Regions from separate parts of the Mus musculus genome. Here all the other regions are linked to region 1. A link is a loop called in an ENCODE intact Hi-C map of the cell type or tissue named here. Cell type or tissue: gastrocnemius. All regions are shown on one strand.

Region 1 (5,000 bases):
GGAATCAAGTCCAAGCTTCTCACGGGACACACAAGACCTATCTCTGCCTTAATGCCTCCTGGCCCTCGTCTTCATCTCATTCTGTTACCCTGAATCCACATTATGCCCCCAACAGACCAAATGCCCTATACTCCTCCAAATGTGCTTCTTTGCTTTTACATATACCAGTAACTGGAAGAACTCAAACTCATCCATCCAGCAACCACCACCACTGGCACACAACAAAAGACATATAGACCAAAGGATTAGAACAGAAGACTGGCCCCGAAATAAACCAAAGCACCTATAAGCTACCAGATTTTTGACAAGGGTGTCAAAACCATACACTAGGAAAAAAAAAGTCAACTTCTTCAACAAATGGTCCTGGGGAAACTAGGTCACACATGTAAAAGAATGAAATTAGATTCTCATCCTTCACCCTAATACAAACAAAAGTTCAAAGTGGATAAAAGGCCTTAACGTAAGACCTGGAACTTTGAAACTGCTATAGGAAAGCATAGGTAAAAGACAGGGACTTGGGCATCGACTTTCGTTAAGGGGCACTAATAGTCCAGGACTCAATACGGAGAACTGACAAACTGGGTTGCATAAAATTAAGAAACAATCACCAGAGTCAGGATTGGAGAAAGTCTTTGCCAACTATCCATTAGACAACAGGGGATGGCTATCTAGCATGTATAAAGTAAACACCAACCCCCTCAAATTCACCTCAATTAATATGCGCACTAATGAACTAATGAATAGCCAATTCTCAAAACAAGAAATACAAATGACCAATAAATATGTTTTACAAGTATCCCGCATCCTTAGCTATCAGGAACGTGCAAATTAAAACTGGTTTTGAGATTCCATCTCAACCCAGTTAGAGGGGCTATTACAAAACAAATCTTGGGGCTAGCAACATGGCTCAGTGGTGAGAGCACTCTCTGTTCTTACCGAAAACCAGGTACCAATGTGGCAGTTCACAGCCACCTATGTAACCCCAGCTACAAGGGATCCAACACCTTCCTCTAGACTCCACGGGTACTAGGAATGCATACGGTACACATGCAGAAAGGCAGGTAAATACCCATACATACAAAATAAAAACTAAGGGTTTTTTTTTAATCCTAGATAGAATATGGGGAGAGAAGCCTTAAATAGTGTGTGGGGTGTGAACTGGTATGGAGGTTCCTCCATGCACTGAAAATAAGACAACAAAATAATCCAGCCCGCTCCTGAGTATGTGCCCAAAGGACTCTCAGTGATCATCCTTTAGATTCTTGCACAACCATATTTATTGCCGTATCATTCACAATATCCAGAAGATGGAACCAGTCTAAATTCCCAACAACATGTAAATGGGAAAAATAGTACAGTAGACATAGTAGAATTCTATTCAGAATAGAATAGAATTCTACTATGAAGAAGCTTGAGATCATGATCTGAGAGAGTGGAGAGGACCTGGAGAATATTACATTGAGTAGAACAAGCCAGACTCAGAAAGACAAACCCTTTCTGTTTTATCTCATATGTGGAGTACAGGTGTAAATGTCCCATGTGTGTGAGGACGGGCATAGGAGACTTGAGAGATGAGGTATTAAGGGAGGGGAGGAAGGTAGAAAGAGTAGTGGGGTACAGGTGACCCAAAAACTGAAGAGGCAACAACTACCCAGGGGAAAGAGGGTATCAGAAAGAGGAGGGCAGGTGGAAAGGAGTGGGGTATTTGGGAGAGAGAAAAATAACAACAGATAATGACTGTGTGTGTGTGTGTGTGTGTGTGTGTGTGTGTGTGTGTGTGTGAAAATTCCATAATGAAATCCATCAACTAGTATGATAGCTTTTAATTTAATTTTAAAATAATTTACCTTGAGTGAATAACAAGGTAACAACAGTGTAATCTTTAAAATGAAGCTTGAAAAGCATTCCTTTTTCTCCTCCATATCCCTGCCTCCCTGAAGCCAAGCACAACCTGACCCAGCATTAAATGGCCCTTTACATTCATTTTCCTATTAAAGCAACCTATGTGGGTCAACGAGATGTATCAGCATATAAATGCACGCGCAACTAACTACATACACACACACACACACACACACACACACACACACACACACACACACACGCACGCACAAATAAACATCAATGAAATTATCATTTTAAAATCTATTTCTCCTACAGAAGAGTAGCCCTTAAAGGAAGTATCTAAGTCTTGTTCATCTTTGTTGTCACGGTGCACACAGCACTGCTGCTGGCCAGCGTGGAGCAATCAATAAAACTGTGAGGCGTGAATGAACCAAGAGGTGCGAATGAATGAAGTATTGATTCTGAAGCCGAAGCCTCCACAGGCCAGTAGAAGTGGGTGCAGTAACAGTAGTGGGCACCAGAGGGCAGTATAAGCTTAGTTTTGTCTGGTGGGCGGGGCTGAAGGGGAAATGGTGCCGAAACCTGACTTGGCTCTAGGCTTCAGTTTCAAAGAGATTTTCTGCTGTTTTGTTTTGCTTTGTTTTTAAATCATGGAAACAGGAAACAGGAAGGAACCTTAAGAAAGCAGTTGGTTCAATCGCCTCTGCTCACACAGTGGAGAGAAATCTCCCTATTTCTATTTAACTCCTTGTTTCCAGGAAATGCAATGCATCCTCTGGCTTGTGAGGACCAAATCGCAGGTTAGGAGATTTTCTTCAAGTCAGAGAACCAGTGAGTGGTAGCAGTAAGTCTGGAGTCCAGAGTTCTGCAGGCAAGACCCTGTGTCCTCACTGCTGCTCTAAGAGGGAGGTACTGTCCCTAAACTGCAGATGGAGGGAAGGCATCAAGGTGCTTTGGTAGAGCGGGACTCAAGCTCTCCAGATCTCCTTTGTCATGGCCCGGCCTTCCTCTCACTCAGAAAATTGCCTGACGTTGGGATACAGATTGGAGGCTTCTCTTTCTGGGTGCCTTTGCAAGAGTCGCCCGTCTGATGCAAGACTGCCTGCAGATCCCTACATCCTCAGCACCGAAGGACTCCAAAGGTTCTTTTATACTGGGAATCCCAATGGAGCCTCTGAGAGTTCTGGCAAGTGAGGCCCTGGGGTAGGAAACTAACGGGGGGGGGGGGTCCCTGCTCACTCAAAAGTGCAACCTGAGCAGGTGCAGGGCCAAGCTCCGAGTGTGCACATCAGAGCACTCAGTGCCCCGAAGCCTTACCTGCCTCCCTTGTAGGCCTGACGCTGGGAAGGACCTGGCAACCCATATCCTAGTCTTCTTTCCCTCCAGTGCTAGGCCAGCCTGGCCTTGGAGGAACTTCGAGGAGGCAGGGGTCTGTAGAGATTCTTAGAAGAAGGTAAGATGGATCCAGGGGAATCAGAAGAACACACACGCACATGCACACGCACACGCACACGCACGCACACAAGCATCCATCTCTACTATACATTTTCATCCTTCCTTCCAGAGGATCCCCAGAGATCTTTGTCCCTAGGGCCGCTCTTCGTGGATGGAACAACTCAGACATGCTATCTTCTGAGGTGGCTCCTTAATGGCAGGAAAACAATATGCCGTCCACGGGCCCCACCACAGTGCTCAGTGCCCAGCCCTGGCCAGTTTCCCCTCGCCTTGTTCTCATATATACACTGAGGCAGGAGGAGCTGCAGACCTGCAAACCAAGCAGATGTCTAGCCAGCCAGGATGTCCCCAACTTTCCACTTGTATCAAGGGGAGGAGCCAATGAAAGCTCTGAGACCTGTTTGCCAGTTCCAGGGCATCCAGAAGCCCTGCTCACACACTGTCTGGGAAATACCCACTGAGCACCGTGCTGAGCCTTAACTGCAGTACTGGAGACTGGCGATTAAGGAGCAAGCACCATTATTAGCCTCAGCTATTGTAGATCACAAGGCCTAGCATACCAAATTGCCAGGGGAGAAGCGAAAGGATTAGTAGGGACCCGTTAGTGAGTAAGAAGCGTCCTGGGATGAAGAAAGCAGGTTGCATTAGTTCACCAAATGCATTTTCCTTGCATGTCAAAACAAAAACAAAAACCTCCGAGCTTCAGTTACCTTGTCTGTACACTACACACACATCTCAGGGATGTAGTAATGATTAGATGAGATTATATATGCACTGCATATGTATACAATTAATACTAACTCTAGAGTCCTGTCTAAAGAAGAAGAGGTAAGGTTTTTCGTTGTTGTTGTTGTTGTTGTTTGACTTTGTTATGAGACAGGGGTTTCTCTGTGTAGCCCTGGCTGTCCTGGAACTCACTTTGTAGATCAGGCTGACCTCGAACTCATGTAGATCCACCTGCCTGTGCCTCCTGGGTGCTAGGACTAAAGGCATTCACCACCAGACCTGGTAAAGTTTTGATTAGTTAAAAACGACCATCCCTCCCCATCAAAGCCCTTGCAGAAAATACAACACTTAAATTGAAAGTCCCTTTCAAGTCTTATCTTGGTTTTGTTTCAGAGCGATTGAAGAAAGGTTATGATGGGGCGTGTGTGTGTGTGTGTGTGTGTGTGTGTGTGTGTGAAGCTTCTGGGAATAGGAGAGAGCAGTGAGTAGCAGCAAGGCCTGGGAATCAGAAGCGCTTGCTCTCCAGCTAGGCCATATGCTCCCGGTGCAAGTCTAGATACGTCACTTCCCTTCTCTGAGCATGTTTCCCTGGGTGCAGAGTGGGGATGACCACCCCTCCCTCTAAGACTAAGAGGATCGGATTAGACAGAGTAGAAGAAAATGAGCCAGTACCATGTACTAATAGTACATAGTAACATCAGTAGACATCAGCTATACCTTGTGTTATCACCAGCTCAGTAAGCAGTACAGAAAGATTTCCTTACGGGAGGTTAGCCTTGAATGGAGAAAAGATTTTGGAAAGCCTCTTCTGATAGGAGAAGATTCTTTAGTAAGTCTTCACAAAAATGAACTTGAACAAGATCCCCATATTCAATCCCCGCCCTTCCCCATGAATGATCTAAAGAGAGGGTCATGCAGGAGACATGGCAAGAGATTCGCAGCAAGGACAGAGAAGTCATAGGGAAGCCCCGGTA
Region 2 (5,000 bases), 390 kb after region 1:
AAAGGCACATGATACTAGCTCTTTCAGTCAGAAGGACCTCTTTGGAGTTGCCTGGACCTATTTGCTAGCTAGTCCATAACACTGAGATAGACGTTGCCACAGCATGCATGATAGGGGCTTAGCTAGCCGTTGCTAGACCATCTGCAGTAACATACTGAATACCAGTGATCAAGGTATCTTGCTTGTTTAAGGGCAGCCCAAACTATTGAGAAGTAGGTCATTCTCCCTCTCTGAGTATTTTTGGGAGCTATGCATTGAAGCCACTGGTGTTAGCAAATCTTTTCATGCAGAAATTTCTTAAAAAAAAATATATATATATTTAAACAGGGTTTCTCTGTATAGCCCTGGCTGTCCTGGAACTCACTTTGTAGACCAGGCTGGCCTCGAACTCAGAAATCTGCCTGCCTCTGCTTTGCCTCCCAAGTGCTGGGATTAAAGGCGTGCGCCACCATCGCCCGGCTAAAATATATTTTTATTGATTTTTTTATGTTTATGGGTGCTTTTCCTGTATGTATGTCTGTGCAGCACATGCAGGCACTTACTGAGGAGGCTAGAATAGGGCACCAGAACCTCCAGACTGCAATACAGATCATTGTGATTCTGTGTGAGTGCTGGGAATCAAACCCGTGTCCTCATGAAGAGCATCTAGTGTTCCTAACCACGGAGGCATCTCTCTAACCCCGGGCCGGGGGGTGAGTTTTGACAAGCACGCCCCTCCTCAGAAAGCTCAAGTCTCCTTACCTACACTATTTGGCTTTCAGGCCAGGGTCAGAGAAGTAGGAAACGGACAAGCCAGGTAGATCACCCTCCTCTCTAACTCTCATGGCCTCTCCTTTCATCTTGTGCTTGGCTCGCTTCCTTTTCATTCTATGAAAGAGGTAGAAACAGCTCTTTCCATGTGCCTACCTGTCCCCTGCACACTCTGTGCTTTTGTAGGCTAGCATAAAGCTCTGGTTCTTCTGCAACTGAGTACACTCCAGAGTTTGCCCTGCCCTTGGTTACATGGAGTAGATGCCTGTTTATTTCCTTCTTTATTGAACTCCGAGATGTGGTTTTCCGTGCTCTCCACGGTTTTCACAAGGCACAGTTCTGTTTCTTCCTCTTGCTTTAACCCTCTTGTTGGGTCAGAAGCTCTGGATTAAGGCTGAGTATGGTGGGTGTATGCCTTTAATTATAGCACTCAAGAAGTAGAAGTAGGCGAATCTTTATGAGTTCTAGACTAACCTGGTCTACATAGTGAGTTTCAGGTCATCCAGGACCATATACTGAGACCATGTCTATAAAACAAGCCAGGAGGTGGTGGCGCACGCCTTTAATCCTAGGACATGGGAGGCAGAGGCAGGCCGACCTCTGAGTTCCATGTCAGCCTGCTCTGCAGAGTGAGTTCCAAGACTGACAGGGCTACACAGAGAAACCCTGTCTCTAAAAATAAAATAAAAGAAGCAGTGCAGAATCCCTAGCACTCAGGGTGCAGAGGCAGGTGCTTCTCCAGGCAGCCAGGGTTTTACAGAGAAACTCTGTCTCAGAACAAAAGGGAGCAGGGATACCTGCTGGGCAAGTGAGAATTGGGTTTGTTCAATGAGTGTCGCTGGGTATATCAACCACACACTAGTCCAGGTTGAATGCACACAGTAGTTGGCTAACACAAAACATACTCCATGTTTTTTTTTAATGGGCTTTTTGTTTTGTTTTCATATTTTTTTGCCATGCTGATTCATTTTTGTTTTTCATGTTTGTGTTTTAGGTTTTTGGAGAGAGGGAAAACATTTTAAAAAGACTAAAAATGGGGTAAAAAGACCTGAGTTTGAATGTTCTTGCTGGAAGTGTCAGAGACCATGTAGCACAGCATTTCTTGGCCATATTGTGAGGACCCACTAATACACTAGGTGGAAGAAGGATAGTATGATAGCTAGGGCTTCTTTCCTAAATCCATAAGCTACAGCCAGTTGTGCAATTTCCTTTTATTGTTGTTATTGTTTTGAGACAAGTTCTGTCTGCATAGTCCTTGCAGTCCTGGAACCCACGACATAGACCAGGCCGTCTTCCAACTCACAGAGATTCAAGGCTTGCGCTACCTCCCACCCCAGCCAATTCACTGGTCTTGAATAGAGACTCCTACATCTGCATCTGCCTTTGGCAGTTTTACAGATGAGAGTCCATTTCAAGTTTGGGGTGGCAGTGAGTTGAGAACTCTGGGATTCCAGTCTCTTCATTTCACACATGGTAGAAACTGAAGTTGCAGCTACTTCATTCATAGCCTTACTGATCTGTTGTGTGCTAGGCTTGGTGTTCAGGTTTGTGACGGAGATACCCCTTCCCCCTAGAGCTTGCACTGAAGTCATATAATAAATAGTGCAGCAACAAATAAGAGAGACCCTCCCTCAATACAAGGTGGAGGGAGGGGCCTGACACCTGATGTTGACCTCTGTAACTGCTCATTACAGCACCTACAAATACAGACATAGCCACACACACAAGCCATGCATCTCCATTGCCAATCGATACAAGTGAATGGTTTATGTCACCTACACAAGAGGTTTAAGGCAGACCCTATGGGGTGAGGCTCTTGCTAGTGGAGTTTGCAGTAGACCTTTTTGAAATTACAATTTTAGACACATGTTGTTGCCCTGTGATACCAATTACCTGATTTCCAATCAGGGAAGGCAGTATCTTTCTGCCATTACACACAAGTAGGCCTATACTGCGCTGGGGAGTGTCTGTTGCATTTACCTTGGTATCTTCAGACAGGAACTGACAGGCAGTTAGAGGTGAGGAGAACTGAGCTCGTAAAGTTAGCCCTCCACTTTGTACTTGAACCCCACTGTACTTGATTGATACTTCAGCAAAACTGCCAAGTTGCTTTTGATTTTGGAGAGGGAGGGGGTAGAGAAAGGCTGAAAAGAGATTCTGGTTTGCTCTGAGCTATGGGGAGATCCTTTCAAAATGACCCGCATTTTGGGGGCCAGTTAGATGGGCTGCCCCCTGCTGGCAGGTCTGGGAAGCGCCTCCCACGGATAGATGGGGAATTTGCATGGTAAAGCACTAAAGGATGGTGTTCCATTTCTGTGACAGTCGTTCTTTCCTGTTTCTTGTTCAGATTCAAAGGCCCGTAAGCAGAAGACTTCCTCCCAAAGTTCAGAGCACTGCCTCAGGAACAGGAACCTTCTCTTGTCCAGCAAAGCCCAGGGGATCTCGGACTCACCAAACGGTTTCCTTCCAGATAACCTGGAGGAGCCAGCCTGCCTTGAAAACCCAGAAAAGCCGTCAGGAAAGCGAAAGTGCAAGACCAAGCACATGGCAAACGCCTCAGAAGAGGCAAGGGTATGTAGCCACCAAAGGGACCAATATGACGACCGTGGGCTAGAGAGGCCGACTTTCTAGCACGTCTGTCTAGCTGTAATTCTCTCCCAGAGGGCAAAGGAAACAAGTAGATGGGGGAGGGGGCCACTGAGCTGTATGAAAGTATTCTAAAAGTATTCTAGAAACGCGGGACACATTCAAACAGTGGAAACTGAAGTTATAGTTAATTATGGGGTTTGACCCCTGATTTCTTTTCCCTAACAATCCTTGTACCTCATTTTTAAATATGGCAGGGTATTAGCCTGAACAGATTGTTAACATCCAGTCAAGAAGCTCCTGTCTGACTTTCTGAGACAACTAAGGTAGAGTGTAACTTGTTGAAGCCAGGATTTTGTTACCTAGACCAAGGTTTAAGGGTCCAGGTTAGCTGCTGTCTCCATCCTGTCCCCTGTTCCTTTGCCTCTGGAGGAAGCCTAGCAGCGAATGAATTGGGTACTTAGCAGTTAGCCAGGCAAGCATTCTTTGAACCCTTTTCAAAATTACCAGTTCATTTGCTTCTGCGGTTCATAACACTTGCAGCGCTGTCAGATTCTACAATGTACCGCTAAAGAAGAATGGCATAGTCCTTTGAAGGAAGTGAGTTGCAGGTCCAGCGTGTACCTGTGATAGGTATCTGCCATTGACAACAGAAAATCAAATGACCACGTTGGGCTGGTTTGGTTAGTTACAGCTCTTATTCTTCTGTCTGGCTTTCAAGTAGGAATTCCCAAATGATACCAGTGAGGGATAGATGCTTGTCTTTGCCCACCTCTTCCTCCCCCGTGAATCCTTGTTGCAGCTTAGACAAGACACTCAAGTCTATTTGCTCATCTTTAAATGGAGCTGATGCTCCCTGCCCCTTCTGTCTCACAGGAGTACTTGGGGGGAACAAAAGCAATGTCTGTGACAGGCTTTGATAACGGAAAGTGTTCTCTGAGGGTCAGTATGCATCCTTGCACTTCAGGCAGAGACAGGAATGAGAGAACTAGAGGGAAAGCCAGACCAACTGTGATCTGGCATGCCAGGGAATCCATTATCCCAAACCCATAGACTACAGGACTGATAGGAGCCACTGGGAGAGTACAGACACGTGCTTGGCTCTGGCCGCCTCTTTCTTCTTGTCACTTTTTATTTATTTAATGTATGTGCTTATATTGTGTGTAGAGGTGAGAGGACAAGCTCGGGTGTAGGTCCCTTGTTTGAGACAGTCTCTCTGTTTTTCTGCTGCATGCACTGGGTAAGCAGGAATGGATTTTTTTCTGTCTCCACCTCCCATCTTCCCATAGAGTACTGGGTTTATAGGCACTTGTATCACAAGTCCAGCTTTTATATGGGTTCTGGGGATTCGAACTCATATCCTCATGCTTGTATGGCAAAGTTGCTTTTACTCCAGCTCTCCTGTTGGTGCTCTTAATTCCCAAGTACTTCTTAGAGGTAGGCACTTATATTCCAGTCATTTTACAGTAAAGACTTATGAGAGGTGACTCAGTGGTCCTCCTTGCCAGAATCAGGACATGAAACAAATTTGTCTGCCTGAGGAAGAGGCCTAGGTTGTCAATGTGTCTTGCAGTCTCTGAGTAACTGCTTTCTGCCCGTTTCTGGGCCTCCCTAGGAAGTAGGTTAGTAGGCAGAAAACACTACCATCTTTAAACAGTTCTGAG
Region 3 (5,000 bases), 420 kb after region 1:
TTTCCGAACAATCCTTGTAGAGAGTATGTACCATCCAAAGGCAGGAGGGCCTTGCTGGGGTTGGCTCTGGATGGAGATGGTACAGTTTTATTGTACAGGTGCTAAACTACAACAAAGAAGAAAATAGAAAAAAAAAGACAAAAAAAAGGAAAAAAAAAGCCAGTTTGGGGATGGGACAATCTGTCCTCTGGGGGCTCCTGACCCATTTAGGAGAGTTCTTTCTTTTAACTGTGTGTGTGTGTTTTGTTCCCAGAGGAATTTCTGAGTCCCCTTCTGTAGGACAGCCCCATCATCCTACCCAATTGGTTTTGAACAACTGTTTTCCCTTTTTAACGGCAACAAAATTATATATATAGATATACATATATATATATATATATATAAAGTTGGGGGGGTGGATTTCAATTTTGTTTTGTTGGAAATTATGATACTGTGTGGTTTGTTTTCTGGTTTTTTGGTTTGCTTTTGTTTTGTTTTTCTTTTTTGTTTTGCATTTCGGTGTGTATTCTGGCTGCCCTTTATGTTTCGTTTTAAGCAACTGGCTGTGGAGTCAAAAACACTTGCATACTGAAAAACCCGTGTCAGGGCCTTTGTCTCCTGTCCTCACTTTTCCCATTTGTGGCTTTTTGGGGGAGTTACGTAGTCCCTAGAGATGCAGGGGAGGGGGGAGCAAGTCAAATTAGAGCTTTGGTCTGGAAAGGGGCATGTTCCAGGGCCCCTGCCCACCTGAGGGAAAAATAGTCCAACTTGGGGTTGCTTTGATTTGGAAATGTAGAAGGGGCATTCTTGGACTAGAGTAACAGGAGTAGAAGAGGGACCCTTTGGCTGCTGGATGTTAGGATTCTCCCAATTCAGTCAGAAATAATCTGCTGACTCCTCTTTGGGCTGACACTACCCACCTGGCTATACTGTGGAATTCCCCACCTGCCACTTAATGACGTAACTATAAGGCAAGACACCTGTTCCTAGTTTTAGGATTACTCTTTAAGACAAACTGTGGCAGAAGGTCTTTGCAGGCCCCAGAATCTGTTCGAGGTGAGACTTTGTGAAGCTCTGGATCTTATAAACTTTTTGTTTGTTTTGTTTTTCGAGACAGGGTTTCTCTGTATAGCCCTGGCTGTCCTGGAACTCACTTTGTAGACCAGGCTGGCCTTGAACTCAGAAATCAGCCTGCCTCTGCCTCCCGAGTGCTGGGATTAAAGGTGTGTGCCACCACGCCTGGCTGGATCCTATAAACTTTAAGCGCTGTATCTTTGGGCCTCTTACTGTGGCTTGAGTGGGCAGGCCAGGAGAATGATGTGTCTGGCTTCTTAAAGTCCGGACATTCCCCAGGTCTGAACTTCAGCTGCAGTCCTTACCCATCCTTCAGCAAGGTGTTTCCACTGGAGTTTGCCCAGGTACGGAAACACCATCCTTTTGGAGGTACAGCATTAATCTGCCTTCCTGCTGTTCCCCTCCCCACTTCCTGATTACAAGGTCATCCCAAACACCCCATAGTGTTTCTACTTTCAGGTCTATCCTCTAGTTGAAACCTGTAGTCAGAAGGCAAGCATCCATGGTGACACATACCCATAGTCCCAAGGACATGGGGGGGGGGAGGCAGAATGGTTCCTGTGAACGCTGGGTCAGCCAGGGTTATACAGCAAGACCCAGCACCCAAACAAGCAAGGTGTGATAACGCATGTCTACAGTTCTACTTCTCTGAATAACAGAGGCAGGGGCTTGAGGTCAGCCCAGGCTACATAGGTGAGACCTTGTCTCAAAAGAACAAAAAGGAAATGCGGTTCAGAAGTCAGACAAGTCAGGAGGTTACAGAAGCCCTGTTGAGATTAACAGTATTCAGATAGGCCCCAAATGCCGTGGGAGCTCAAAGGGCTGGGCAAGGGCACCTGGATGCTTGGAGCAGATGGCACGGGAGAGGTAGTGAGCGGTGCATACTTAAATATAAATAGATGCCAGGGAATGGTGTTTGGAATGAGGGCACAATGTGAGTAGAGGCTTGGAGGAGAGAGAAGAGTCAACAGCACTTTCACATTTCATGCTTATGCGTTCTTTGACCCATACAGTAGCTGGAGACTATTGTCAGGTTATAAAGATCAAGGCTGACACGGAAGCTTTTCTTTTGCTGTGTTGGGTAGGGAAGAGCTGCCAAATGTTCAGGCAGACCTGGTAGATTAAGAAGGGGAGCAGGCCTAGCCCTGTGTCCCCCCTTACAGTGGCAGTTTCCACTATCAGGAGGGCTGGCCGCTGGGTGAGTGCTCCTCCCAGGCTCGGGGTGTGTGTGTGTGTGTGTGTGTGTGTGTGTGTGTGTCTCCTCCAGGTGCAGGCAAATGGTTGTAACAGATGCCTCGATTATTCTCCCATTTCAAGGGAGAAAGCGGTGGCGCGTGAAAGTGTTGCTAAAGGCAGGCTAAGGAGAGGGAGCATCGGGTCCAGGACCTGTCTAGAGGTTGGCGATGGCCTGGAGCGTGCTTTAGCGGCTTTAGGGAGCCCGCAGCGAGCCAGAGAGCCCAGTCGCCACTAGCTCACCTACAGGTACTAGAGACGGGGGCGGGGGGCGGGGCCAGGGAACGGTTGGCCAATGGGAAGGCGACATTCTGCGGACTGCTGAACTCTTGGAGAGGGAAGGGGACCGAGGAGAAAGTTTGAAGCTTCAAAGCCAGGGAGATTGTCGGCGGAAACCAAAGCCGCCCAGAAGTTGAGAATCAGGGAACACTTCCAAGGGACAGGAAGACGCCCGCTTAGTCTGCTCTTCTGGGAGCGGCGAGCCACGCCCTGGCCGCCCCTCCCTCCCGGGCTCCGCCTGGCTGGCCCACCATCTCCGGCTCCACAGCGCCACCTGCTGGATATTGGCTTCCATGCCCGGCGCACAGGGCAGAAGCGCTTGGAGGCTGCTGGCTGCAACTGGGAGCCCAAAGAGCTTGCTCACCCTGGGTCCAGAGTCTTCAAAGCTCTAGGTAACTGCCTTTCTGAGTGCAGTCAGCAAGCTCATGACCGGCAGACAAATTTGACTGTTCCCGTCCAAGGATGGGAGTGACATTTCTACCTCAGTCCCACCGAGGGATAAGGATATAGTGCTGAGTGCAGTCACTTGGAAGGGAGGCAGTGGCAGTTGTTTGGGAGTCGCCTATCAACACAGCATAGTTGAAGTTGAAAGCAGCTCTAAGCGCCAGGCGAACCCAATGATAGATAAACACGTGGGTAAAGGGAGTAGCTGCCTGAAATGTTATGATGGGTGGGCTGTGGTCCAGGCTGGGGATGTAGCTCAGTTGATAGAGTATCTATCCAGCATACAGGAAGCCCTGGATTCAGTCTTCAGCCCGAAATAAGGCGCGGGGATGGGAGGGGTGTGGCAACGAATGTCTGTAATCTCAGAATGGGGGAGATCATGCTTGGTCACATAGCCTGGGCTACATGAGACCGTCCCATCACGACCTTTAAAAATGACACCAAAATTACAAAACCACCATGATTATTAGCTCCTGAGCATGGAATGACCTACTTGTCCTCTTCCTGCCCGCCCCCCAGGTAAGGCAGAAGGTCCCACAATTGGAATCTGAACACCTTCAGCCTTTCAATAAACATTTATTGAGCACCTACTGTGTATCAGGCACTGTGGCTAGGTGCTGGGGATACATCACTGACTAGCACACAGCTCCTGCTCTGGAGGAGCTCACAGTCTGTTGAAGGGAAACCGTACATGAACACAATCAAAGAACTACATACAATGTGCTACAATAAGAGGTATATACAAAGTGCTGTGGGAGCCAGGAGGAGGGAGTCACATATCAGCCGCTGGGACGTGAGGACCATCACTTGACTCCTGACTCCATTAGGCAGGCCATCACAAAAGCAGGGGGATTGCTGCCACCTGACTCTGGTTCAAGGAAATCTGTCTCCTGAGGTTCTCCTGTAAGCCTCTTGCAGAACGCTTGTCAGCAAGGGTTAGTTAACCGGTTAGCTAGTTTAACACTCTGGGTAAGGAAGAAACTGAACAAGAAGTTGTCTTTAGGATCAGAGGGATGTTGAAAGTAATACAAATTTTTGATGTTAAGATAGAGGGTGAGGTGGTCCTGTGGGGGGGGGGGGCAGCACTGGGCAGTGAAGCACCTGGAGTAACTGCCTAAGCGAGAGGGGAGGACGGCGGTCAGCTACCTCAAAAGTTTGCTTCCCAGCTCTCATCAGATCAAACAGTAACTGGTCAGGGATGCTCATCTGCGTTATAGTATGCCCAGTGTTGTGGGTGACACGGTGGTGCCTACCCCTCAGAAGGTAACACACACAGGAGATAAAAGGTACTAAACTTACAGTCTAAGTAACAGTTTGTGATTACAACAGAGATGTCACAGGCTGTTTCTAGTCACCTGTCCATCAAGTGGCAGTTACAAGTTTAAGAATTAAAGGTAAGAACTGGCTGTTCCCACTCAATTCCATCTTGAGACACAGTTTTCCATTGTTAGTAAGAGGATAGAGCATATTGGTTAGATGGAACCCAGGAAAGAAAAGGCATTAAGTGGGAACAAGTTCAAAGACCATGGACTCCTCGAAGAGTACCTTGGCATGGGGTGAGTGGGGAATATCAGAGAGGACCCACTAGTGAAATGCCACCGACTTCGAGCTCTTTTCCCTGGTGGGTTGTTATCAAACTTCAAATCTTTCAAGATTTACTCTCCAAGTGCTCCCCAACTTCTTGGGCCCTGCCACGATTGGGGAACTAAAGCTAGGCCTAGACCAGCTAGAAAATCCTGAGTGGGTGGGGATCAGCAGTTTAAGGACTGGCCTAGTCTGCAGGCCAGGACTCGCTGAAGGCTTTTTAGCAGAGGAAGGCCAGAGCAAGTAGCCTGCCAGAGAGAAGTGCTGAGAAGTCACATTGGGAAGTGGGACGTTAAGAGGCATGGGCTAGGCTGGAGGCTCTGGAAATGAAGACAGGCCAGATAACAGGAGATGAGGGAGAGGGGCAGGGTCAAGTGCACAGAGCCCACCAGACAGCTCTGAGATTT
Region 4 (5,000 bases), 540 kb after region 1:
CTGTTCTGGAACTCAGTAGACCAGGCTGGCCTTGAACTCCCAGAGATTCATCCATCTCTGCCTCTCCGCTGCTAGGATGTGCCACCACTGGCCAGCTCCGACGATGCTTTTTCTCTTGTTTCCTTTTCTGATTTTACATATGGGCTTTTGTTGCAGGTTCAGGTGTGGGACACGGCAGGCCAAGAACGCTTCCGTAAAAGCATGGTTGAGCATTACTACCGCAACGTGCATGCCGTGGTCTTTGTCTATGACGTCACCAAGATGACCTCCTTCACCAACTTAAAAATGTGGATCCAGGAATGCAACGGGCATGCTGTGCCCCCACTCGTCCCCAAGGTGCTTGTGGGTAACAAGTGTGACTTGAGGGAACAGATCCAGGTACCCTCCAACTTAGCCCTGAAATTTGCTGACGCTCATAACATGCTCTTGTTTGAGACATCAGCCAAGGACCCCAAAGAAAGCCAGAATGTGGAGTCGATCTTCATGTGCCTGGCTTGCCGACTTAAGGCCCAGAAATCCCTCTTGTACCGTGATGCCGAGAGGCAGCAAGGCAAGGTGCAGAAACTGGAGTTCTCACAAGAGGCTAACGGTAAAGCCTCCTGTCCTTGTTGAAGCCAAATGGTGTCAATATTCGAGAATTACCACTGGAGTTTTTCCTTTCCCTTTTTTCTGTGCCTGCATAATACCTACACCTGCTTGTTTCCATACAAACTAATATCAAAATAAAATTTGTATAGATTATCACGTGGCTTTGTGTCTTGCTTTCTTCCAGGAGACTTTTTTTTGGAGTGCTGACACTAGAAGCCAGGGCCTCGCATCTTGATAATAAAAAGCTACATCACTGAGCTACATCCCCACCCACAGAGGAGGGTTTTGACAGTCAAATGTCTTTTGTTTGTCTGTTTGCATGTTTGTTTGTTTGTTGTCTCTCCCCCCCCCCAGACAGGATTTCTCAGCCTAGTCCTGGCTGTCCTGGAACTCACTCTATAGACCAGGCTGGCCTCCAACTCAGAGATCCTCCTGCCTCTGCCCCCCCAAGTGCTAGGATTAAAGGCGTGCATCACCCTGAAGTTGTGAGATGAGATGTGGATTTAACATTTCCCGTTTTTCCGAGGTGTGTGGCTTGGATGTCTTGCTTCCTTTTCTAAAGTATAAAAAGAAGCAGCTTCACATTCCCAGTTCTTTCACAAAAATCCCATTCCCCACCAATTTCTTTTTTTTTTTTAAAGATTTATTTATTTATTACATGTAAGTACACTGTAGCTATCCTCAGATACTCCAGAAGAGGGAGTCAGATCTCATTACGGATGGTTGTAAGCCACCATGTGGTTGCTGGGATTTGAACTTCGGACTTTCGGAAGAGCAGTCGGGTGCTCTTACCCACTGAGCCATCTCACCAGCCCCCCCACCAATTTCATCATGAGAAGTTGATGTTTATCCCCTGTTGGTCTAATAATAATACATGTTATGCAAAGAATGCCATGGAATATGTGTTACAGGAAGACACATCCTGTCCAAAGGCCCCGTGACCCAGTTACAGAATAATGCAACTACTTACAAACAAGACTTCAACAACGGGGGCTGGTGAGATGGTACAGTGATGAAAAGCCCTTGCTGTTCTTGCTGAGGACTCAGGTTCAATTCCCAGCATCTACATCATGGCTTACAACTGTCTGTGAGTCCATTTTCAAGGAATGCATGCCCAGTTCTGATCTCCTCTGACATGTGGTGCACGTACATACAAAACATTCACACACATAAAATAAATCTTTAAGAAATAATAGAATTAAGCTGGGCAGTGATGAGTACACCTTTAATTCCAGCACTCAGGAGGCAGAAGCAGGCAGAATTCTGTGACTTCAAGGCCAGCCTACTTTACAGAGCAAGTTCCAGGGCAGCCTAGGAACCTTGTGTCAAAAAAAAAAAAAAAAAAAAAAAAAAAGAATCAGACAACAGTGAGTATAGGGTTATGTTGTAAGAATACAGAACACTGTACACTCAACACCAGTGACTGGTGCTAGAAAAAAAACTGTATTTAACTTGTTTTCATTTTATTTATTTATTTATTTATTTATTTATTTATTTATTTATTTATTTATGTGTGGGGAGTGACAAAGCATGCCAGAATATGTGTGGAAGTCACAGGATGGCCTGCAGGAGTTGATTGTCTCCTGCCACCACGAATTGAAAGTCACATCATCAGACTTGGGAGCAAGCACCTTTACCCACTGAGCCATCTCTCCAGCCCATTTATTTGCATGTTAAGTAAAAGTAGGGTATTTGCTCCTTTGGGGAAGGCCAGTTTCTCAAGGAACTCAGAATGATTCACACAACGAACCCCCCTGGGTTAATCCAAGTCCTTTAGCTACCTATGTCCCTAAGGGCAGTGCAGGGCTGTTAGGATCGATGAAATAGCTCATTGGCGAGTCTCTTGAATTAGTGGTTCTCAAATGCTGGTTCAAGCTAACCTCAATTAGTTACAGTACAGAATTCCAACCCAGTCTATCTAGAAGCTCTAAAGTGGGGCTCAGGGATTTGAATTCTTAAAGTGTTCACAGATGATCCTGTGGTGCCCCCATGCCTCTCTGTGTGTCGCTTTCTCTAAGCTGTCTGGCAAGCTCTAAAGGCAAAAGCTATCTTTCTAGAGCCACAACATGAAAGCCATCTGTGTGAACAATAGGGGACACTTCGAGTTTCCAGGGAACTCAACTGGGTGAAGTGGATCCTTTCAGGCCTTGAGCAAGAAAAATGAAACTATTTTGGTCACGCTCATTGTCCTTGGGCTGTTTGCCTGAAACTAGTAGGTAAGAGCCTCTTAACTTCAAGAGACTTGGGAAGACTAATCCTGAGTATAAACACTTCCACACTGAGAGCCACTCTAGATGCAAGAGACAAAATTGGCTCTAGGGGGAGGATTGCATGGCTATCCCACGCCCCCTGCTGGTGAAGTTAGTGAATGCAGCAAAGTGGTTCTCTAAGTTCCTGAATGTTTGCACAAAGCAGCAAGAAGAAATCCTAGTCCCAACTCAGGCACTCAAACAGCAGAAGCTAGGATATCCTTACAAAAGGAAATGGCCTGAGGTGTCCTGGGATTACTCCCTGTCAAATCGCTCGGGCTTCACTCTCCCCAGGGAAGCCTGTGAATCTGCTCTGCTAAGAATCACGGCACAGCAGCAGCGTGGACAAACAGGGAGAAACGAGCCCATTTCACCTGTGCAGTGGGCAGACGCTGAAGCCAGGAAAAGTAACTCGTCCTGTTGCTTTGGGGGCATATTGATTGCCTTTGAATTAGTGTCTCACTCTGGAACTCAGCCTTTCCACGGGCTATGATGCGGCTGAACCAGAACAAGAAATGAATTTTATGAGTGGCTTTCATCCTTTGGTTTGTACTTATTTCTTCCCCAGTAAGTATTTCATCTTAGATGTCTAGAAGAGGCTTTAGGTAGACTTATGGGTAAGAAACCTGGCTGCCTTGAGCCTACCCACCAACCCCTCATGGAAATCAAGATACTTCAAATAAAGTGGTGCCAGGCAGTGGTGGCACAGACCTTTGATCCCAGCATTCAGGAGATAAAGGCAGAGGCAGAGGCAAACAGCCAACAGAGTGAGTTCTGAGACAGCCAGGGCTACACAGAAAAAACTTGTCCTGAAAAACCAAAAATAAAACAAAAAAATAAAATAAAACAAAAATAAAAATAAAAACAGAAAACCAAATAAAGGGGAGCTACCTCCGATATTGTCCTGCATATCCTTCCAGGGACCTCACTGAATGGAGTCAGACTATTCGACAAAGAGGTTAGCTCTATTCTTCTTAGTTTGTATGTGGGTTCCTTGGCAAGATCAATGACCCCAATTCATACAAGAATGGATTGACAAGATCAGTTCTTGTCAAGATCTTGTCAAGATCATTGATTTTTTTTCAATTTATTTTACATATACACAGAAATTTTCACAGCACTGGATTCTGAAGAAATGAGCAAAGCATGATGCACTCATACTTTTTAGGTCAAGGACAATAGATTTGTAAAGTAATAACATGATAGTTTGTGATCTGGGCTAGGGTCAGAAATTCTTTTTTTAAAGATTTATTTATTATTATATGTAAGTACCTCTGAGCCATCTCTCCAGACCAGGGTCGGAAATTCTAAGGTCCTTACAGAGATAAGTGGTGGCAATGTATTGGAAGATAAGGGTTACATCAAAGAGTTTGTTTATTCAAGGTTACTGTAGCCTTAATGACCAGTCTTTTGTGACCAAGGCCCTTTCCCAGCTTTGGTATGTGCGGGCCATCTCTCCTGAAAGAACCATTATGACTTGCTGTATGTCGAAAATGCAGGCCAAATGGTCCTGCCCGAAGTTACATGTCCTTTTGCCTTGAAGTAATCAGTTGACCAGTCTGGTTTATTTAGCCATGGCACTTGGTTAGGATTAACTCTCGTTTGCTGCCTTTATGTTTCCCACTGAATTAATGACAGCTTTAGACAATTGCTATTTCCTTTTTGAATCAGTGAGTCGCTCTGTAGCTCAGGATTTCCAGGAGCTCAATATGTGACAGCTTAGGCTGAGACTCTCAATTCCTCGGCCTCAGTCTCTTGAACACTGGGATGGCAGGCATGCACTACCCCTTCATTTGGGGAGTAGCTCAGCGGTAGCGGTAGCGGTCGCACACTTGCCTGGTATGCATGAAGACCTGAGTTCCATTTCCAGCACCACCACACACACACAAAAAAAATCAATCAAAACCAAAAAACCCAACCTCTCTGCCCCCCAACCTCCAAAAACCTTTAGTAGTAGGAAGAAAATGATCTAATTTTACTAAAACAAGGCAAGGAAAATGACTTATCATTCAAATGTCAGTACTTCCTGATAACATTACTTCCAGAAAGATGTTAACCTGGTGTCTTCATCTATAAAATAGGGTTGGAAATCTTTTGTTCAGGAATTCTGGAAGATTCAAGGAAGATAACTTAAGTGAAATGTAATTTTTGGATAGATATTTG
Region 5 (5,000 bases), 110 kb after region 1:
GCCCTTATCCTGTCTCCCTTAAATTTTTGAGGTTGTTTATAACAATGACAAAATAGAAACAGAGATTCAGAACCAGGATAAATAACAATACATTTTTTAAAAACCAGCTGTTAAAGAGCTTAACAAGCATGTAGAGTTGGCCCTTAGGTTGCCAAAAAGAGGAAAAGCTGGTGGCATGGTCCACTTGTGGGATAATGGCCTCTCTCTTGAGATAACACTTGTTTCTTAGGCAGGCCTCTCTGGAAATGCAACCTTACTCTAAATACCCAACTTTCCCAAGCCTGTCTCATTAGAAAGGTAGGCCTAATAGAGATAAACTTCAGAGAGTATTATGGCAATTTTGTGACATGATATTTTGTAACACACCGAGCCACACTCTCTGGTACCAGATACGCGTCTCTGAAAATGGCATCTGAAAGGATGGATGAGCAATAGAAAGCATTCGCCCTGGAAAGTATCTCTATCTGGCCCTGACATCAGCTAGAGCTTGGACTAAAGGTCACAGAGAAGGGAGATCAAAAGAGAGGAAAATCCTGTAAGACATAGCACCCAGCCTGGAGCTTCTCATGGCCAGAGATGTGCTGTCATTCCAGAATGCCAGAAGATGGCAAGCTGGAGGCCACTCCAAGCCATATAGCAAAACCCTGTTAGATAGAAATAGAAGACAAGAGATAGATAGATAGATAGATAGATAGATAGATAGATAGACAGACAGATGGACATACAGACAGACAGATAAGTAGAGATAAATAAGAGGAATGTTCTGGCAGCCCATGGGGATAGTGAGAAGACGGCCTGTGCTGGAGCAGAGGGATGCATAGGAGATAGGTGCACAGCAAGGAGGGCAGAATCAGCTCCTACAGCTGCTTGAATTTGGCCAAGTGGTGAAGGCATGTGTAGCCCATTTGACAGGAAGTGGGGAGTCACTGAAGGATTCTGAGCAGGTTGAGCAGGGGAAGGATGTGACATGCTGAAAGGGATGTTTTCAAAAGCAGAGTCTGTCCTCCGTCATCGAAGTGGTGTGCGTGCAGCTGGGTCGGAAAGGGAGGAGGAAGCTGGCAGACCAGCTGCAGCTTTCCAAGACAGAGGCAAATGATGAGCTCACAAGCTAAGGCAATGGGGATGGAGAAGATGGGAGATGCCAAGTTCTACCTGAGGGGTAGTAATTTAAGTGGCAGTTTCCTCAGGGCATAGACCATTCATGCTTTTTTTTTTTCCTGTATCCCTGCAATTTAGCATCCTGCTTGGCACACAGCAGGCACTCGGTCATGACTGACTGAATGAGTGGGCGAACACCTCCCTTGAAGACTGACGATGAATCAGAACAACTGTTTAATCAACAAAAGGCAACAGTATAGTACAAAACAATTGGATAGAGGATTATTCAATGACTCGGATTACATTCACTTTCTCTCACTGTCCTTGGACACACACTGGCAATGTGGTATAGGAAGGCAACCTAGAAGAGGCTGGACCGGCTGGGAAAGAAGCCACCTAAAACAAAACACATGTCAGCAGGAATTCTCTGTAGGAGAATACCAACCATCCATCCACTGGACACTTCACACATGAAGAAATGTCACACAGCAGGTAAGCTATAGATGGGAGAAGAAAAATTACAGCATTTACCTCACACAAGGACTAACTAAAAAAATCCACTTCACTTAGCAGGATTTGAGTTCCTAAAATTGAATTCCCATCCAAGACAATGGAGAAGAATGGGGGAAAAATACGAGAGTCTCCTAACCCTTGCCTTAATCCTCAGCTTTGTTTTGTTGTTTTCAATTCTTTAAACATATATTTACTTGTGTGTGTGACAGTGAGTGCCACAGCATGCACGTGAACACCAGAGGACAACTTGAATTTCCACCATATGGGTTCTAGACTTCAAACTCAGTTCATCAGATTTATGCCACAAGTGCCTTTAGCCATTGAGCCAACTCAAGACAAATTCGATTATATTAAAGGCAGGTTTATTGGGAAGTTGCTCTAGGTTGAGTTCCCTTGCCTCAAGGACCAAGAACAGGGAAGTTGCCATGGGGAGAAAAAGAGCGCAGAAGGGGAAAAGAAAGAGCACATGCAGAGAGAGAGAGAGAGAGAGAGAGAGAGAGAGAGAGAGAGACCTTGAGGAGACAAAAATGTCTGGATTATATAGGGAAGAGCCTCTGGGTTAGAAAGTTCAGGGTTAAGGGCAAGTAGGGACTGAGGGATTCTCAGAGGACCTGGAGGCCAAGTCTGCTGTGATAAGTAAATATATACCTCAGTCCCTTGTCCTGGGGTCTGACCAAAACAAACTGCTATCCCTGGACAGCTCTAGCCAAACTCTAATGTGGGATTAAGACTCCCCAGATTCTTCCTTTAGGTTTCTCATCCAAGCCAGAGGGCTGCAATCGCACCAAACTCTGCTGCCCTCTGCTGTGTGGCTCCAGATGTGCTGGCCCCAGTTGGGCCAGTAAAAGCAGCTCCTGGAGAATGGTCAGTTTCTTTCAGCCCTTGCTGCACTCAGACCTCTCCAACAGTGTGCATGTCATGCCTGTCCCTAATCTACACACATGAAACCTTTCCTATTTAGACCAGGCATAGCCCTGCTACAGCTGATGGGGTCCATGAGACCAGAATTGTCTTCAGCAAAGAAGGTGAGTTACTATGAACACACATATTCTCATCTAAATCCCATTTTAAAAACATTCCTTTATCATGTATTGAGCATTTGCTGTGTGCCTAATGCTGTAACACACACACACACATTACTTTAATGAATGCTGGCACCAATTTTGCAAATAAGTAATATCATTGTTCCCATTTTACCGCTGAAGAAACTAAGACTTGGAAAATTAAATGGCATGCCTAAAGCCACAGTGAAGGGCAGAGATGAGCCACAAATGCAGATCTATTTAGTTCTAAAGCTCTAGATTATTAGCCACCAACTGTGTCGTGGAGGGTAGCTTGGAGGGGAAGAGATAAAGGCAGACATGCTTGTCAGGGTCTGTGGCAACAGTTAGTGAGAACACCGGGAACCTGACAACCTTTAGATGCATTTAAGAGATGGACTAGGTTAGACAGGGTATTTCCCTGAACCTGGAGATGGAGGAGAGGAAGGGATCTGAAATGGCCCTCGGGATGATGGCTTGGACATCTGGGCCCACAGGGACATGTTGGTAGTGTGAGGGCAATGAAGGAACAAACACATATGGTTTTGCTGACTATGACATACGTAGGCAATTTGTTCCCTGAGTTCAGAGCTCATGAAAGAAGTCTGAGTTGGTGTTGGCTTATAGATGAGTGAGATTATCTCGAAGCAAGTGTTAGTCATCAGGAGAGAACCCTGAGGCTCAGACATGATCACGAAAAGAGCAAACTGTGTAGAAAGAGGACAGGAAGAAGCAACCATGAATGGAGTCAGCTTTGTCTTGATTTATTTCGTTTTGTTTTGTGACAGGGTGTTGCAACGCAGCCCGAGAAGGCCTTGAGCTCACACTCCGCCTACCTGGACCTCCAGAGTGCTGGCATTATGGGCCCTTGTCGACATGCCTGGCCAGAATCAGCCATGGCCACAAGGAGAAAACTAAAAATAACTCTCAAGGATAAAAAAGGAGGGGAGAGCTCTCTTAGGTGAGCTGCCACAGTGAAATCAATACTCTAAAAGTGGTCCTTTATTTTAAGAAGGCTATTGCTAAGTAAGAAAAACATACTGACTTTAAGCAACAGACACCATGGCATTAACCTGATCTCTCTCAAGGTGTCTGTGGCTTGGGAATCATCTAACTTGGGGGTCTCGCATGTGGTACAGAAAGTGGCCAGAACCAGGGCATTGGGGGAGGGGGAATGAGGTGGGGTAGAGGATAGCTAATGTAGTTGGGTGCTGGTGGAGCATCTATGTCTCTCCTGTGGTGGTCTCACCATCTCTCCAAGCCATCTTGCTCATAAGCTGCTTTGAGCTCCCCGGAAGCTTAGACATTCCCAGGGTAGTTGGAGTGCTTGCATAGCCTCTTGAAGATTGATTCAGTGTGCTAAGCACTCAGTGCTGTGTCCCCTAAAACTCTCATGTGGAGATTCTTGTCTCCAGTGGGTTGGGATTTGGAGAAGGAATCTTTAGGAGTAATTAGTCAGATGAAGAAGTTCTGAAGATACTGAAGACACCCTCAGGGGAGCCGTGCTTGTGTTAGTTACTTTCCTCCGTGCTGTGACAGAATATCTAACAAAAGGAGCTTAAGGAAGGAAAAGTGTGTTTGGGCCCCCAGGTTTGAAGGTACAGACCATGATGGCCCAGATGGCCTGGTGGCAGGAACGTGAGGCAGCTGCTCACATTGCATCTGCAGCTGAGAATCGGAGAAATGGGGGCTAGCGCTCTGCTTGCCTTCTCTATCCTCAGTCCAGGCCTCGGTGGGATGAGGCTGTTGACATTTAGAGCGATTCCCCCCCCCCCCACATCAATTAACCCAATTGAAAAGTCCCACACGGGGGTGGGGAAAGTGGAAAATCACTTCACCATCTGCTCATTTTCAAACAAGTCACAAAACCTGCCTCATTTCAAGGTGAGCCCCATTATCAATTAGGGAGCACCATGAAAGCCATTGGTACTTCTGCACGAGTACCTTCAGTAGAGTGGCCAGGGAAACTTTACATGGAAAGTCATAAAACAGAAAAACAAAACAAAACAAAACTAGATGTGTTCCAATGAGGTTCTTTTGTCTCTGAGATTAATCGAAACATCTAAAGCCATCTTGACTCCAACAATAATAGGGGTTTTTATAGCACTTGATGAGCTGATTATGTAGACAATAAAATATGTAACATGACAAAAAGTATTTGAAAAACATAGAGTAAAGCTTTTACTACCAGCTATCAAAACACAACACAGACTGCAGTCAACAAACCTGTGGGATACTGGCACAGGACACCGATCAGTGGAACAAGCCAGAGCTTAGTGTAGTCTCGTGTGTATGCTAACTTGCAATGCATGCTGAGCAAGGCATTACAAATCACAGAGCAGAAGATGT

Evidence for each region. A loop is a pair of places that touch in the nucleus more often than their neighbours do. Peaks named below come from ENCODE experiments on the same cell type or tissue, not always from the same donor. Only the 100,000 strongest peaks of a DNase experiment are listed, where the experiment ranks them.
Region 2: it touches region 1 in a loop (4-fold over the local background); 9 of 42 quality-filtered maps call a loop at or near these places.
Region 3: it touches region 1 in a loop (5-fold over the local background); 30 of 42 quality-filtered maps call a loop at or near these places.
Region 4: it touches region 1 in a loop (5-fold over the local background); 12 of 42 quality-filtered maps call a loop at or near these places.
Region 5: it touches region 1 in a loop (2.9-fold over the local background); 8 of 42 quality-filtered maps call a loop at or near these places.

What each region holds. Positions count from the first base shown.
Region 1 is chrX:47,990,444-47,995,443 of GRCm38, forward strand. No RefSeq gene overlaps it. Among named protein-coding and RNA genes, the nearest start is that of Apln, 42 kb to the right of the region's middle. In gastrocnemius, a CTCF peak has its summit at 2,363 (motif pointing right); a DNase peak (open chromatin) is centred at 2,365; H3K4me3 peaks cover 459 bases; H3K27ac peaks cover 482 bases.
Region 2 is chrX:48,380,825-48,385,824 of GRCm38, forward strand. Bcorl1 (BCL6 co-repressor-like 1) reads left to right here. Exons shown (of 15, transcript NM_178782.4): 9 at 3,098-3,321. Among named protein-coding and RNA genes, the nearest start is that of Bcorl1, 42 kb to the left of the region's middle. In gastrocnemius, a CTCF peak has its summit at 2,984 (motif pointing left); a DNase peak (open chromatin) is centred at 2,987.
Region 3 is chrX:48,407,481-48,412,480 of GRCm38, forward strand. Elf4 (E74-like factor 4 (ets domain transcription factor)) reads right to left here. Exons shown (of 9, transcript NM_001381876.1): 9 at 3,570-5,000. It also overlaps a transcript of Bcorl1 not described here. Among named protein-coding and RNA genes, the nearest start is that of Elf4, 44 kb to the right of the region's middle. In gastrocnemius, a CTCF peak has its summit at 2,844 (motif pointing left); DNase peaks (open chromatin) are centred at 2,581 and 2,826; H3K4me3 peaks cover 1,051 bases; H3K27ac peaks cover 1,191 bases.
Region 4 is chrX:48,529,493-48,534,492 of GRCm38, forward strand. Rab33a (RAB33A, member RAS oncogene family) reads left to right here. Exons shown (of 2, transcript NM_011228.2): 2 at 157-748. The coding sequence ends at 612. Among named protein-coding and RNA genes, the nearest start is that of Rab33a, 13 kb to the left of the region's middle. In gastrocnemius, a CTCF peak has its summit at 2,923 (motif pointing left); a DNase peak (open chromatin) is centred at 2,942.
Region 5 is chrX:48,097,649-48,102,648 of GRCm38, forward strand. No RefSeq gene overlaps it. Among named protein-coding and RNA genes, the nearest start is that of Xpnpep2, 8.6 kb to the right of the region's middle. In gastrocnemius, a CTCF peak has its summit at 2,418 (motif pointing left); a DNase peak (open chromatin) is centred at 2,406.